Linked DNA regions of Homo sapiens: region 2 is linked to region 1. Evidence: chromatin contacts called from ENCODE Hi-C data. All regions are on one chromosome and are shown on one strand. The core of a region is the stretch at or near the end of the contact, and the rest is flanking DNA. Distances in the headings are between cores, read along the strand shown. Region 1 has its middle 130 kb from the start of C11orf58. Region 2 holds the start of DBX1 (developing brain homeobox 1).

What was found. A loop is a pair of places that touch in the nucleus more often than their neighbours do. Pooled maps may share reads with other maps.
Region 2: a pooled map shows a loop between it and region 1 (38-fold over the local background). The contact joins the promoter of DBX1 here to the enhancer-like site in region 1. A Hi-C loop is called at or near these places in 7 of 37 single-sample maps with no recorded cell type and 10 of 50 pooled maps.

Annotation. Positions count from the first base shown.
Region 1 is chr11:16,606,098-16,612,512 of GRCh38, reverse strand. It overlaps a transcript of SOX6 not described here. Among named protein-coding and RNA genes, the nearest start is that of C11orf58, 130 kb to the left of the region's middle. RefSeq lists enhancers at 4,390-4,889, 4,890-5,391. Within about 2 kb of position 4,717, at least 26 of the 41 ENCODE cell types and tissues checked have a DNase peak (open chromatin) inside an H3K27ac peak, as active enhancers do.
Region 2 is chr11:20,158,651-20,164,938 of GRCh38, reverse strand. DBX1 (developing brain homeobox 1) reads left to right here and starts at 4,464. Exons shown (of 4, transcript NM_001029865.4): 1 at 4,464-4,981; 2 at 5,647-5,748. The coding sequence starts at 4,615. RefSeq lists enhancers at 1,457-1,958, 3,083-3,582, 3,583-4,084.

The sequences.
Region 1 (6,415 bases), core at 3,468-5,967:
TCCATTTGAGATGCCAAAAAGATTAAATAAATGAAACTTTATTTACGGATGAGTTTATCCACAGACTCAGCGACTTCTCTGGTCTTTGGCCTTATTTTAATTCTATGGTGGTAATTACCCTTCGTTTCTTTAAGTGTAATAGATTTATTGCCTTAGAGACTATGCACAGTTTGATTGAATTATTCATTTTTTTCTTTGGTGTAGACTGCATCTGGGGACTCTGATGTGACGTGTAGATTTTTTTTTTTTCAGGAACAAAGGGAATGTGGAAATGAAAGAGAGAGGGAGAGAGAGGCTGGCAGATGTAATGAGACGCGGTGAAGGTGTACGCAGACTGGCACTCCCACTCCTCCCTTCTGCTCTCACTGCAGCCCTGGGTAACTCGCAGGCTAACACAAACAGCTTTTCTCCCGCAGCCTGCCCTCTGTCACTGTAAGTACATCAGCCTTCTCTTATCAGCATGCAGATTCCAGCCACGCACTCCCTAGCCTGGCTTTGCACCTTAGACAGCAGAAGCGCATTTAAAAATTAACTTTCCTAAGCTAGGAAAGGCATGTCTGTAAAACTTATTTTTGATTTATCTTTATTTTTCTTTGGAAAAAAGTTCATGCATTTTTACCACTTTTCCCCACCTCCTTTGTGGCGGTGCTCTGCCGCTACTGTCGCTACCGCTGTGATCTTCCTAACAGAAATGACACGCAGATTCAAATGAAATTTAATGTTATTCTCTGTCCACTTAAAGTCGAGGGACAATGCCTTGTCCTTTTGCAGAATGACATCTTAAGGAACGCAGGACATTATTCAGTTTGCTTTTTGCTTTTGTTGCTGAAACACGAGTTCCGACCTCTTTGAGGCAGAGTCCCAAGGGCACTGTTATTTGGTAGTTCAGGTTATTTGGTTACTTCAAACTTAAATGAAGTGCGATGGGCAGCTGAAGTGTTGGTTTATTTGTTATCCCGTTTAAGGAAACCAATTGCTAAAACTTCTCCGTACTGACTTAAAGTTTTCAACTTCTTCCCTTTTGGCTTTTACACTCTCTCATTTATCCTTCGTTTCAGTAAAAGTTCTTCTCAGTGTTTGGGAGCGATTGACAGTTATGCTTGTCCAATTTATACAGTAGCTTTGAAGTCCTTCCTGAAAGAAGTTAGCGACTTCAATATGAAATCATGTAGGTCTGAATTGTCCGCCCGGATGGTGTAAGGAGTCTTTCAAAGCGGGAATTCGAGGTTTTAATAGCCGTTATGATTTTTGCGTGGGTGTTTTAAATACTAACTTCTCGAGCAGAATTAATTGCCTTGTCCTTCCCAAGTTCAGGGGGACCTCTCTCCAGGAACCGTGCGCGCCTTTCCTTTTGCGAGTTCGCGCCTCTTCTCTGGAGGTGCGAGGCCAAAGTTAGCAAAGCCGAATTGCCTTTGCTGGTTGCGGTGCGCAGGGACATTCGGACAACACAGAGGCAGCGACTGCTGCGGGCAGGTAAGTCAGCCCCACCCGCTCGCCCCTCCTTCCCTCCCAGGTTCCCCGGAGCTCAGCGCCCGGGGTTCTTGCGCCGCGTGGGGCTCCAACCCCCAGGGGATGTGAGCTTATGAGTTCCTGGATCTGGCCACCGTGCCTGGGTGCCCTCTGCTCCTCCGGGAACTTCTCCGAGCCCGCAGGCCGGTGCGCACCAGGTAGGTGGAGAGCCCAGCACTTTACTTTAGCAGGCTGCTGCGCTCTCCGCCTCTCCCTCTTCATTGGTATAGCCAGCGCCCGAGGCTTTAGAGGAAACCCTTAGATGGCACCCCCGCCCCCAGGGCCACGTGTCACTCTTACACAGCCAGAAGTGCGGCATCGAGACCCCAAATTTTAGTTTCCTTCCTTTAGGGATGAATATTGTTACTTGCTCCGGGTTCCGCCTTATCAATATACTTTGCTATCAGTTTATTAGATAAAATCTAAAAGGGGTTCCTGCGGCTCCTTTTCGGAAGGTTCATCGCGGCCGGGTATTAGGGCCTTCAGTGGACGCCAGAGATCTTGATAATGTCTCCTTCTTTTCCTTCTTGCCTCCCGCTAGCGGCCTGCATCTGGTCGGCAGGGTCAGTCTTGCCCACCAGAACCCCGATTGCTCTGTGATTTAAAGAGACGGACGCGCTAGTATTTGGAAAGCCAAACTTGTCGCAGCAAATTGGAGGAACCCAGTCGCGCTCCAGCCTTTCCGTCCCTAATGTTTCACCTCTCTAGGTGGCTCTTCCCTGAGGACTTGGTCTTTGAGACTTAATCTACACCTGTCTCCTCTCTGCAGGCATTTAGGACAGGTCCTTCAATGATGACCTCTTTAGGCTTTGGAGAGGTTTTATGGCCCTTGTTGTTGAGTTCCAGGGCAGACAGCTGAGGAGTGCAACGCTCTGGAACAGGCCCAACGACACTCTTACACACACAGGGGAGATCTGACTCCTGTCTGGGCTAGAAACACCAGTCTGAGCTTGCCCCTTGGGCCTTAGAGGTCAAGGGGCCCGCAGGCAGTTCTGGGAGCCCTGGCCTTTAAGAGCTGCCCAGCAAGGTACCAGGGTGTACATCTTATTGGCCTCCAGGCTCTGGCCCCTAGAGACAGAATTTCCAGTCCTGAAAGTCACCATGGCTGGTGGAGACACAAGATTTCTTGCTGGGGACTAACTCCTCCCAAAAACATCAAGTCAGTTTAACTCACAGTCCCCAAGCTACCAGTCTTCAAGCATTGTATTTCCTAGTGGGCCAGGAGCATATGACTATTTCTTCTGCCCCACAGATCCTAGGAGCTCATCTTCACTCTTATCTCTTTTTTTATCTGGAGTTTGTGTGAAACCAACATGGAGTATATTTTAAAAAGGCAGTATATGATCGACAGCTCAGCTTGTTCCATCTTCTGTGCTTGCATCCTGTCTCCGTTTTCTTCAAAGATAATGTAATAGAGATGAGACTTTCTCCCCTTTGTCTTTGATCACTTCATCTGTAGGAGGTCTTCCCCATGTTGGCAACTTTAGATTGCCATGAAACTTTCTGATTTCTCCAATCAGCATTCCTGACTCCTCTTTTGGTCCATATGTCCTTTCACAAAGTCTCTTTCGATGAACTGTCTCAAAGTGGCCATCTCATATGAGTTTCTATACAGTAAGGATCTCTCCTTCACAAATCTCTGCAGGTTATGCTGGTGCTTCAGAACCTCTTTCCCAGCTTTTATCTTGATGTAGTTTTGACTTTCCACTGACCTCAGTTTCTCAAATCTAGTCTATTTCTTTGGGCCTGGGTTAAGGCAGGCCAACCTCACCTTGTGCATACTGCCTCTAGTTAGCCTTGTGCTGCTATCAAAGCTAGTTTTCTCATCTATCTTTTATATTCTGCATCTCTACTACCTGAGACCATGATTATTCCCTGTCCTGGTCCTCCAGCTTTTTTTGCACTGAGATTAAGTTTCAGGTGTCTACTTCTTTATGACATTCTATGTCCTTCAAATCTATAATCTACCCTACACATGACTCAAAGGGAATCTTTATTTAGGTTTTGTCTGGGGGTCTTTTATTAACATAATTTTCTACATCTGACTTAGGCATTTTTATATGTCATCCTGGGTGACTGAAACTGTTTTCATCTTCAACAACCTTTAAACCACCCCTCTTGAAATTGTTTCTCCAAATCTTTTCCTCTACAAAGTTGAGGTAATATACATATATCATCCACTCAATCCCATACAATGAAGACTTATCCATATAACAGTATAACAATTGTGGAATTGTTTTATTTATTGCCGTGAAAGTGTAATAATTTTTTGGTGATTTGTACATGTCCTGTTATTTATAATAATTTGAATCCATAAACTATATAATCCATATGGCCTCCAGAACACTGCCACCTACATATGTTAGGAATCTCCTGTGTGAATTGCTTTTTCTTTTTTTTTTTTCAACGCCTCCTCCTCCATCGTTTAAAATGTTTCTCTTCCCCCATTTGCTGAGATCCTACTAAGTGGTGTGTTTTCATCATCTCTGCTTCCTTCATCTCTTTCTTTTCTCTCTTTTGACTACTTCTTTTTTTCGTTTTCCTTCATCCTTCTTATTGTTCATCCTAATATCCACCCTTCTTGTCTTCTCCCTGGCCTGCCTGTCCTTCCCCTTCTCCGTTTGTCTCGTGACTCGCTTTTGTGGTCCAGTTCTATCTCTTAGTACTTCTCAACATTCAGCCCATGCCTCCTTCTGTCACCTAACTTTTCCAAAGCACAAGCTACCATTCATACATTTTCCTTTACCATTTGACTTCCTCACTTTCTCCAGTTTGCTCCTTTTTTTTCTCCCCGAGTTGCCTACCTTTTCCACGCTACAGTTTGCCTTTCTCCTGACTCCTCCTCCCAGCAGCCCTAGCCCCAATAGAGCTCTTTTGGTCGTTTTCCCCTCAGCCTGCCTCTCCCCCACCTAGTACTTGTCCCCATTCTCCTCTGACCCCGACTTTCTCTCTTCTTTGTCTCCTTCCAGTTCTCCCCTAGTAGTTGCTTCACCGTCTCTTTCCAGGCGCTTTCCCCAGTTCCAACCTCTGGTCTCGCCGATGTCTCTGCCCTCCTCTCTCTTTGCGGCTCTCTCTTGCCTTTGCCTCCCGCTCTCCCCTCCTTCTTCCCCCGGCCCGCCCTCCTCCCTCCCAGCTTCTCTGCCTGGCTCGCTGCCTCCCTCGCCTCTTGTCTCATCTTGCCTGTGTTGTCTGGGAGGGGAGCCCAGCCTCCTCTCCCTCGCTCAGATCAATGCCCTGGCCACTCACTTTCTGATGTTGCACGACGGGAAATGCTTTGAATACTTACGACATGGCCGCTCACACTGATTGCCAAGATTGACAGCACTAACCATCGCCTTCACTTGTTCCAGGGTGAAGCCCCTAGTCACCCCGCTCCGCGCGCACCTCCTGGAACCCCGGCGGCAAACTTCTGCCGCTCTGCGCTGCCCCCACCCGGGGCGGGACACCCCCGCAGACTTGAGTTAACGGGCTACGCCGGCCGCGGCGCTGGGGGGTTCTGTTCCCTTGCTCCCCGGACTGTGACAATTGACCTAGCACCGACTCCCCTTCCTTTTAATTTTTTTTATTTGTATCTTTCCCTTTTTCTTTAATGCCATTTACTCCTGCGGCGCAGCGCACAAGGAGCCCTCCCGCGCGGTACCATCCTGGAGCCCGCCCAGGTAACCGGGACGGAGCGAGCGATCTCGAGAGCGAGGGAGGCAGAGCCAGGGCGCGCGGCCCGCTGTGAGCTACCTGTTGGGGCGCCGGAGGGGGCAGGGGGCAGGAGCCCAGGGCCGGGCCGCCGTCCCCCGGCGTCTTCCGCTCCTGCCCTTCCGGGCACTCCAGGGTTAGTTTCTGTGAGCTGGGACCGAGGGGCTGGGGCAGGACAGGCAGAGGGACGAGAGCCGAGCGAGCGGAGCCCCGAGAGGGCGCGGGTGGCCGGGAGCCGCGGCTGCCGGGCCGGGGCGGGTTTGCGTACTTGGCTGGGGAGGGGAAAGGAGGAGGAGGAGCGGGAGGAGGGCGCTCCGAGGGGCCGACGCGGAGGGGGAGTGGAGGGAGAGAAAGGGGCCCGGGCGCCCGCCGCTCGCTGGTGGACGCGCTGATCCCGAGGATGCGTCCCCCTCTTGGAGAGTTGCGCCTTGTTCCGGAGTGACAGATCTGCGTGGCGGGGGTCTGTTTTTCTCCCCTTCACCTCCCCTCCAAAAAATCCACCCTGAGAAAACACATGTTGTAGCCGTAGATAACTGTGCGTAGGACATTAAGGCAAAAGGGCAGGGACAGGGACACAACGCAACCTTTGACAACAGAAAGCTGTTATCGCCATCCTAAGTATTCGTCCGGAAATCTGTCTGCCCTCTCGGCCCACCTCACTCCTCCACCTCCGCCTCCCCGCATTGGTATTCTAATCTATATAATTGGGAATGATGTGAAAAAGAAGTCAGGTGGCTTAGAGAATGAATTTGTAAGTCTCCGTGAAGTTCGAGGTAGGTATTTCATTGAAGTTCGCTCAAGTGTGTGATAGAGGAAGCTTTTGTGGCTGCGTGTGTAGTCATCCCTCCTCGTTCTGTGAAAGCAAATGCGTGTCGGCTTTGAAGGTTCAGATGGGACCGCTAGGCGGTAATGCCCTCCGTGCCCACAAGAGGGCAACATCCCGAGGGCTTTGTGAGCGCTGTATCTCTTGTTACCGCCGCAGGCTTGGGTTTAGAGAAAGTTACACTGAAACTTTTAAAAAACTGATACCACCTCTTATTTCGCGATACTAAAAAAAGAAAGATATAAAGGAAAAAAAAAAAAGAAAAAAGAGGGAAGTAAAGAGAGAAGAGAGAAAGAGAAAGGCAGGCAGCTAGCCTACCCCGGGAGAGCCCTAGTCACACCGAGACTAGGGGGAGGGCTGTTTTAATTGTGGGTTTGGCCGACTGACGACTGG
Region 2 (6,288 bases), core at 3,215-5,714, 3.6 Mb before region 1:
CAATGGCTATTTTCAAGCAGAGTGGGACGGAATCTTCAGCTTTAAAAAGTAGCAGTATGAAATTAATTTCCCAGACAAGTGGGCAGAGATAATGATGGAGAGAGAAAGCACTCAAGGCTGGGCTTACCAAAATTTAATTTTGATTATTTTGAACGGTCTCATATCTCCTTGGCCCAACATGGTTTTAATATTGCTAGGGCAGAGGGTTGTCCAAGAAGGGAGTTGAAGTAAACTTTCTCCAAGTCCGCACTGCAAGCCCTGCACCGCTCTACAGAGATCCCCTTTATTCGGGTTAAAAAATAATAATAAAAAAAAAGAAAAAGAAAACACCAAAAAAACCCACACACACAAAAAAACAACACACAGTTAACCACCTGTCAGGGCTGAGGATACAATGAGACTCCTCGAAAAAGAGCTTTTCATGCATGCGTAATATATTTGTTCAGCTATTCACTTAATGAAGCTGATAAATGTGATGCAAGACAATAGTCAAGTTAATCTATTTAGTAAAATGTTTTGAGACTTTCAGGCTACGTTAAGGAGGGGAGCGTCCGGTGACATTTTCATTTAAATGCGCTCATCTCCTCTCTTAGGCAGCACAAGGGGGTTCGGGCAATCTATGTGAATATAATTTCTTATAAATGTGTCTTTAATGGGTTTAATTCACCCTTGCCAGCTGTTTTGGGGGCTATTTTGTAAGAGCAAAACAAACGTTTCGGGCTTGGAAAGCTAGTTAAAATTTGTTTCGGTCAGCGAGGCCAAGCTATATTTCCTGCAAACCATCTGCTTGATTGGCACAATAGAAGGATTTTCAAGGAAAAAGAGGGGAGTGAGTGTGAAAGGGATGGGGGGTGAGGGGGGAGACACTAGAAAGAGCTGGGGCAGCGGTAGCTCCTAGTGGCCTATTCTGAAGGTGAACCCCTTAGAGCTGTCTTAAAAGAGAGGCTTGCGAAGAGGGGCTGGGGCGGTAGGAAAGCTCTTTCAGTCCGAGCCTCGCAGCCCTCCTCCTTCGCCTCGCCCGTTAGCTCCCTGCCCCCCCTCCCCACACCCCCCACCCCAAAGCCAGGCGTCGGGCGCTTTTCCCTGTCGCCGCCCGGCATCCGGCCAATCTTTCCAAAATGCGCTCTCACTCTGTTGGCTGCTCCGGCAGGGAGCATGGAGGACTGGGGGTCCGAAGCCTGCAAAGGGTGACCTTAGCGTTGCAGCCTTCCCGAAACGGAGACTTGCCATCTTTTCAGAGGGCGGGGAAGCTCACACCACTCTCTGCTTTATAGTGTCCGTTTCGCCTCGCTTGCTGGCCCTTCGCTTACCCGAGACATTCCAGGCACGGCTCGCACTGGAGAGGGCCGCGCTGCTGCTGCGACCGCACGGCGCCCGGGGCAGGAACATGCTCGCTCTCCCCTGCGCGGGGGGAACGAAACCCCCAGAGTGCGTTCCGACACGCTCTTTCTACTATCCAAGGCAGGTTTCGGCAGCTTTGGCCACCTAGGCCCGGGGAGCCCCAGCCGGATCTGCTGCGGCCTCCCCCGCAGCGTAGGCAAGGACCTTAAACCCCAAACCAGGGACTCCGATTCTCTCTTTTCCCCTCCCGTCTTCTTTTCTCTTGAAAGAGAAATAGACAGAAAGCTCAGCCTTGAGACAAAGAACGCGAGTGATTTCTCCGAAATAAACTTGAAGATAACGACATAACAGTGAATGGCAGGACGCACAAAACCCCATGGGCTCAGGTCAAATGGCATTAGTCACAGGTCTTAGCCGCAGCCGCCGCGCCGCGCAGCTCCTTGGGCTATCGCGGAGTTTGAAAAGACGCGTTCAAGGAGATCACTTAAAGTAAGATCCTTTCGTCCGATTTCTTGCTTCCTTAGGATTTATTTTTCCTTTCACGGGCGGCCAGCCCTCGCCCCCTCGCCCCCGCCCTCACTTTTCCTCTTTGGCGCTTTAGGAATTCTTTAGGAGGCTGTGGAGACCGACCCCAGGAAGCAGGGTCCACGTGGATCGCAGCAAGGGGTTGATCCACCCTCCAAAAAATGGCAGGGTAGACTTTTAAAAGCCGAGAAGTTAGTAGCAGTTAGTCTATAGTGAGGCAGAATGGCTGGGGCTTGGGGTGGGGGCTAGGGGTGGCATGAAGCCTGTCGACGGACAGGAAACGGTGAAAACTACACCCCGGCAAATGCCCCAACAGGGAAGGAGGAGCTGGGAAGGGCTCACGCTGGCTTCAAGTTCTTACCGTTCCCCCCTCCAAAAAAAAACAAAATCCAAGTTGATTTTGGCAAATATAGACTCTATTCTGATCATCCGGAAGACTTGGACAAGCGCTTCACCGGTAGGGAATCAAACATCCTGAAGCCCCCGGCGCGTCCTTCTGGGAACTGGCAATTGCCCAAGTCCTTAAGACTCGGGGAGAAAAAGGGGTGGGGGGCAGAGGGAAAGGGAGTGGGAGAAGGAGGGAGGTGGGCCTGAGGAAAAAAGTAAGGGAGAGGAAGGGAGAGAGCCAGTCTTATTGCAATGGGAAACTGTCTCATGGCAAGGTTAAAGTGCAGGTGTTCAGATAGCTTATGCTTTTCTCACCTATTTTATTGCAAACTTCAAAAAGGAACTTTTGACGTTCTTCGACAGATCTCCTTCTTCCGTTTCCAGGGGACTCCAATTAACTCCAGCAAGGCGCTTCCCATATTTAAATAGCCCCTTATTTAAAAGTTGTTTCTTTCCTGATTGGTTTTCTCCCGCTGCCCATGAGCATGAGCGGTCTTGGGCTCAGAAACTCCGCACTTACGTCATCTTCTAGCATTAATTCGCCTCTGGAGCTGGGCCCTAAATAACTTTTTAATTTGAATCAAGGGAGAGTTTTAGCCGGCTCCGTTTCTGGTTTAATGTGATATAAATCGCAGATGCACTTTTATTGAATGGTTAAAGCAGCGACATGGAGATCATCAACACAAAACACCCCGAACAAAACCATCGAGAGAAATAAAGCTGGTTAATAAGATTTTTGAGAAAGCTTTGTGTTAAAAAGCAAAAAGGAAAACCAGCTGAAGGTGACAGTTAGTTCATGGTTAATAGGATCAGGGCGGCCTGGCGGGGCTGCACACTTCTCTTTGGGGAGGTTCAGCCACACTAAAGAGATGAATGGGACATTTAACACATCTGTTATCTCGCCGAACAGAGAAATGGGGGGAATCGAGTCTTAGTACCACCTCAGCCCCAACCAGAGGAAAGCGAAGGGACTGTCTCCAGGAAGATTCTCCTTTGAAGCCCCACATTCAGGGGAGGCTTTCCCGGAGTGGACCAACATTCTTGGGAACCGCATCCCTTCCCTCTGGTTTTCACGCGTTTGTGCGTTGTAGTTAATTAAGAAGCTGCCAAACCTTGGGCCAAGTTAAGGGCCCCGCAAGTGGTAGGGTTCTCTCCAGACGACGTCTGGACCTTCGCTGCTATGGCTTAAAATGTCAGGGCTGTGAGTTTCAACTTAAACTGCCGAGAGCTCCCTGTGTTTGGAGAACGGCCAGCATAGCACTCACAGCCTTTGGATACCCTTGCCCGAGGCAGTTTCCGGTCAGCCTAAGCTCTTTGCAAGCGGAATCCTGCCGCTCGGCAGCCCAGCGCCGCTCTCCTCCGCTCCTCCCGCAAGGTGAGGTGCGGACAGCCCCTTGCAGAAACTCCTAGAGAAAATCGTTTTCCAAGTTGCTGGGAATTTGAAGGAGACTCGTTTTACTTTTCAGGTATCCACCAACGCTCAAACTCAACCAGTCTCCCGAAATGAAATAACTCCAGACCTCTCCCCACTCTTACGGACACACATCCAGTGGCCCCAAAGCATCCGTTTCCAAGTTTCCCTGAGTCGTCAGAATGGGACTTCTAACACTGATTTCACTCACCCCTACATTTGCTTTATGCTTCAGCTGGAGTAACGGATAGGGCTAGAGACCGGAAAGGGAGTATATTTTCATGTCCACTGACTTGAAACTTTTCATTGCCCTACCCCCACAAGAGGGAGGGCAACTTTGCTGATAGCCTGAAGATGTATTTCTATGAATATTTATTGATTTATTTTCCAGGCTTAGCAGGGGAGCTGCAAATAAATTTAGTGGGTTCTTTAAATAATTCCTTTTCTATGAGGCAAGATGTCATCTGAAACTTCTAAATAGGCATTTAATTAGCCCGGGTGTTGCTTCGGAACAAAAACCTTTGGCGAGAGCTTTGGGGGCGCACTGTATTGCAAAGAGGCGGTCGATATGCAAAATTGATGCGCGCGGGCCTTTGTTGCCGGCCCATTGTGCGGGCCATGCTTATGAAGACTAATCCAATCATAAATTGCACCCCTGCGCCAATCAGAGAGTCCAGAGCCTCCGGCGAATGAAGCTCGAGTGGAGAACTTTGTTGAACTTCATTGTCAGAGCTGTCACTTTTCAAAGTGCTTTAGCGGGCGGGCCACTATAAAACCATCACCTCGACGAGAGGACCACGGAGGACTCGCAGACGCCCAAGTGGGATTGTTACTTGGAGACGTTTGCTAAGCCCAAGAGAGAGGACACTGTGGGGGCGGGAGGGGCGGGAAGCGAGGCGTTTACCCTCCGGCCACTGAAAGAAGGGTTATTTCGCCCGCCCGCGCCTACCATGATGTTCCCCGGCCTCCTCGCGCCCCCCGCCGGGTACCCTAGCCTCCTGCGGCCCACGCCCACCTTGACGCTGCCCCAGTCCTTGCAGTCGGCATTTTCCGGCCACTCCAGCTTCCTGGTGGAGGATCTGATCCGCATCAGCCGACCCCCCGCCTACCTGCCCCGCAGCGTGCCCACCGCCAGCATGTCGCCGCCCAGGCAGGGGGCCCCCACGGCCCTCACCGACACGGGGGCCTCGGACCTGGGCTCCCCGGGTCCCGGCAGCCGACGGGGCGGCTCTCCGCCGACTGCCTTCTCCCCTGCCAGCGAGACGACGTTTCTGAAGTTTGGAGTGAACGCCATCCTCTCCTCGGGGCCCAGAACAGGTAAGCGAGGTCAGAACCCTAAGGGCCCATTCAGGTACTAGGCATGCGCGGAGTCATCCTGGCCTCAGTTTCCTCTAGCGAGCGGGCCCCCACACACACATCGGTGCACACACAATACGCACGAACTCTGAGACCCTACGTCAGGCAATGTGAGAATAGTCCAGTCAATTCCGGGGAAGAAAAGCCTCCAGGCTCGCCCCATCCTCGGAGTGAACTTGAGCACACGCAGTCGGAGACTGTGCGCAGTCATCTGGTGCAGTAACGCTGAGCGCACGCTCCTGGACGTCTGCGTTTCTGCCTTCGAGCTTCTAGGAGACAGTTTTTTTTTTTAAACTCAATATGATATATTTATTGGATTAGCAAATATTATAAATCTGCAATTTCTTTCCTCCCCACTCAGTCCTATCTCGTTAGTGCCTAGGATGGAGATTGGGGTAGAGTGGGACGGCGCAGAGAATTACGTTGGGGAGAAAGAAAAGAGTTTTACAGATAAGACAATGTTGGGAAGATTTATTTTACCCTGTCAACGTATAAGAAAGATGTCTTTGAAACCAGATGAAGGGCTAATTATATCGTGTGTTCAGTGTGCTATACAATAGGCAAGTACGTAATCAGATTCTTTCTGTCTCCCTCTCTCCTTCTGTCCCCCCTCCATCGCCCACCAGAAACATCCCCAGCCTTGCTCCAGAGCGTCCCTCCCAAGACCTTCGCCTTTCCCTACTTCGAAGGGTCTTTTCAGCCTTTCATCAGATCTTCTTATTTCCCAGGTAGGTCTCGTCCCCCTTCTTTGCGCGAGGCAGGGCGGCGCCCCAGCCCCGGCCCATCGCTCCCTGCTCCGAAGCCGTATTTCTCCGTCCACCCCTCGGGGTTATGCTCTGGTTCAGAGGTTGCGAGGCGTATAACATTCATGAATCCGTCGCGCCAATTTGATGCCCTATTGAGCACAAGCAGTGACTGCTTGACACTTTGCACCAATTCCCTGCTCTACAAATTAGCAGGAATTGTCATGGTCCCAATTTGAGGCGGTTCCCTTCCCGGCGAGGAGCTGTTGGCATCCCTTCACGCCGCCGTTTTCCCACAGAGTCAGTGCACTTGGCCACGATTCCCCACAAAGGTTTCAGCACCATGACCAATTGGTCAGCTCCTCCGGGCAGCCACACACAGACCGGCCCTAGTCCCTCCACGCCGCCGAGAGACACCTACCAGCCGGGGCTAATTTCTCTTTAAGACTCATTCAGGGCTTCGGGCTTTTCACAAGACCACATGGGGTGCCCTCTTGTGTGGGATGCCTAGGGTCGCCCAGGGGG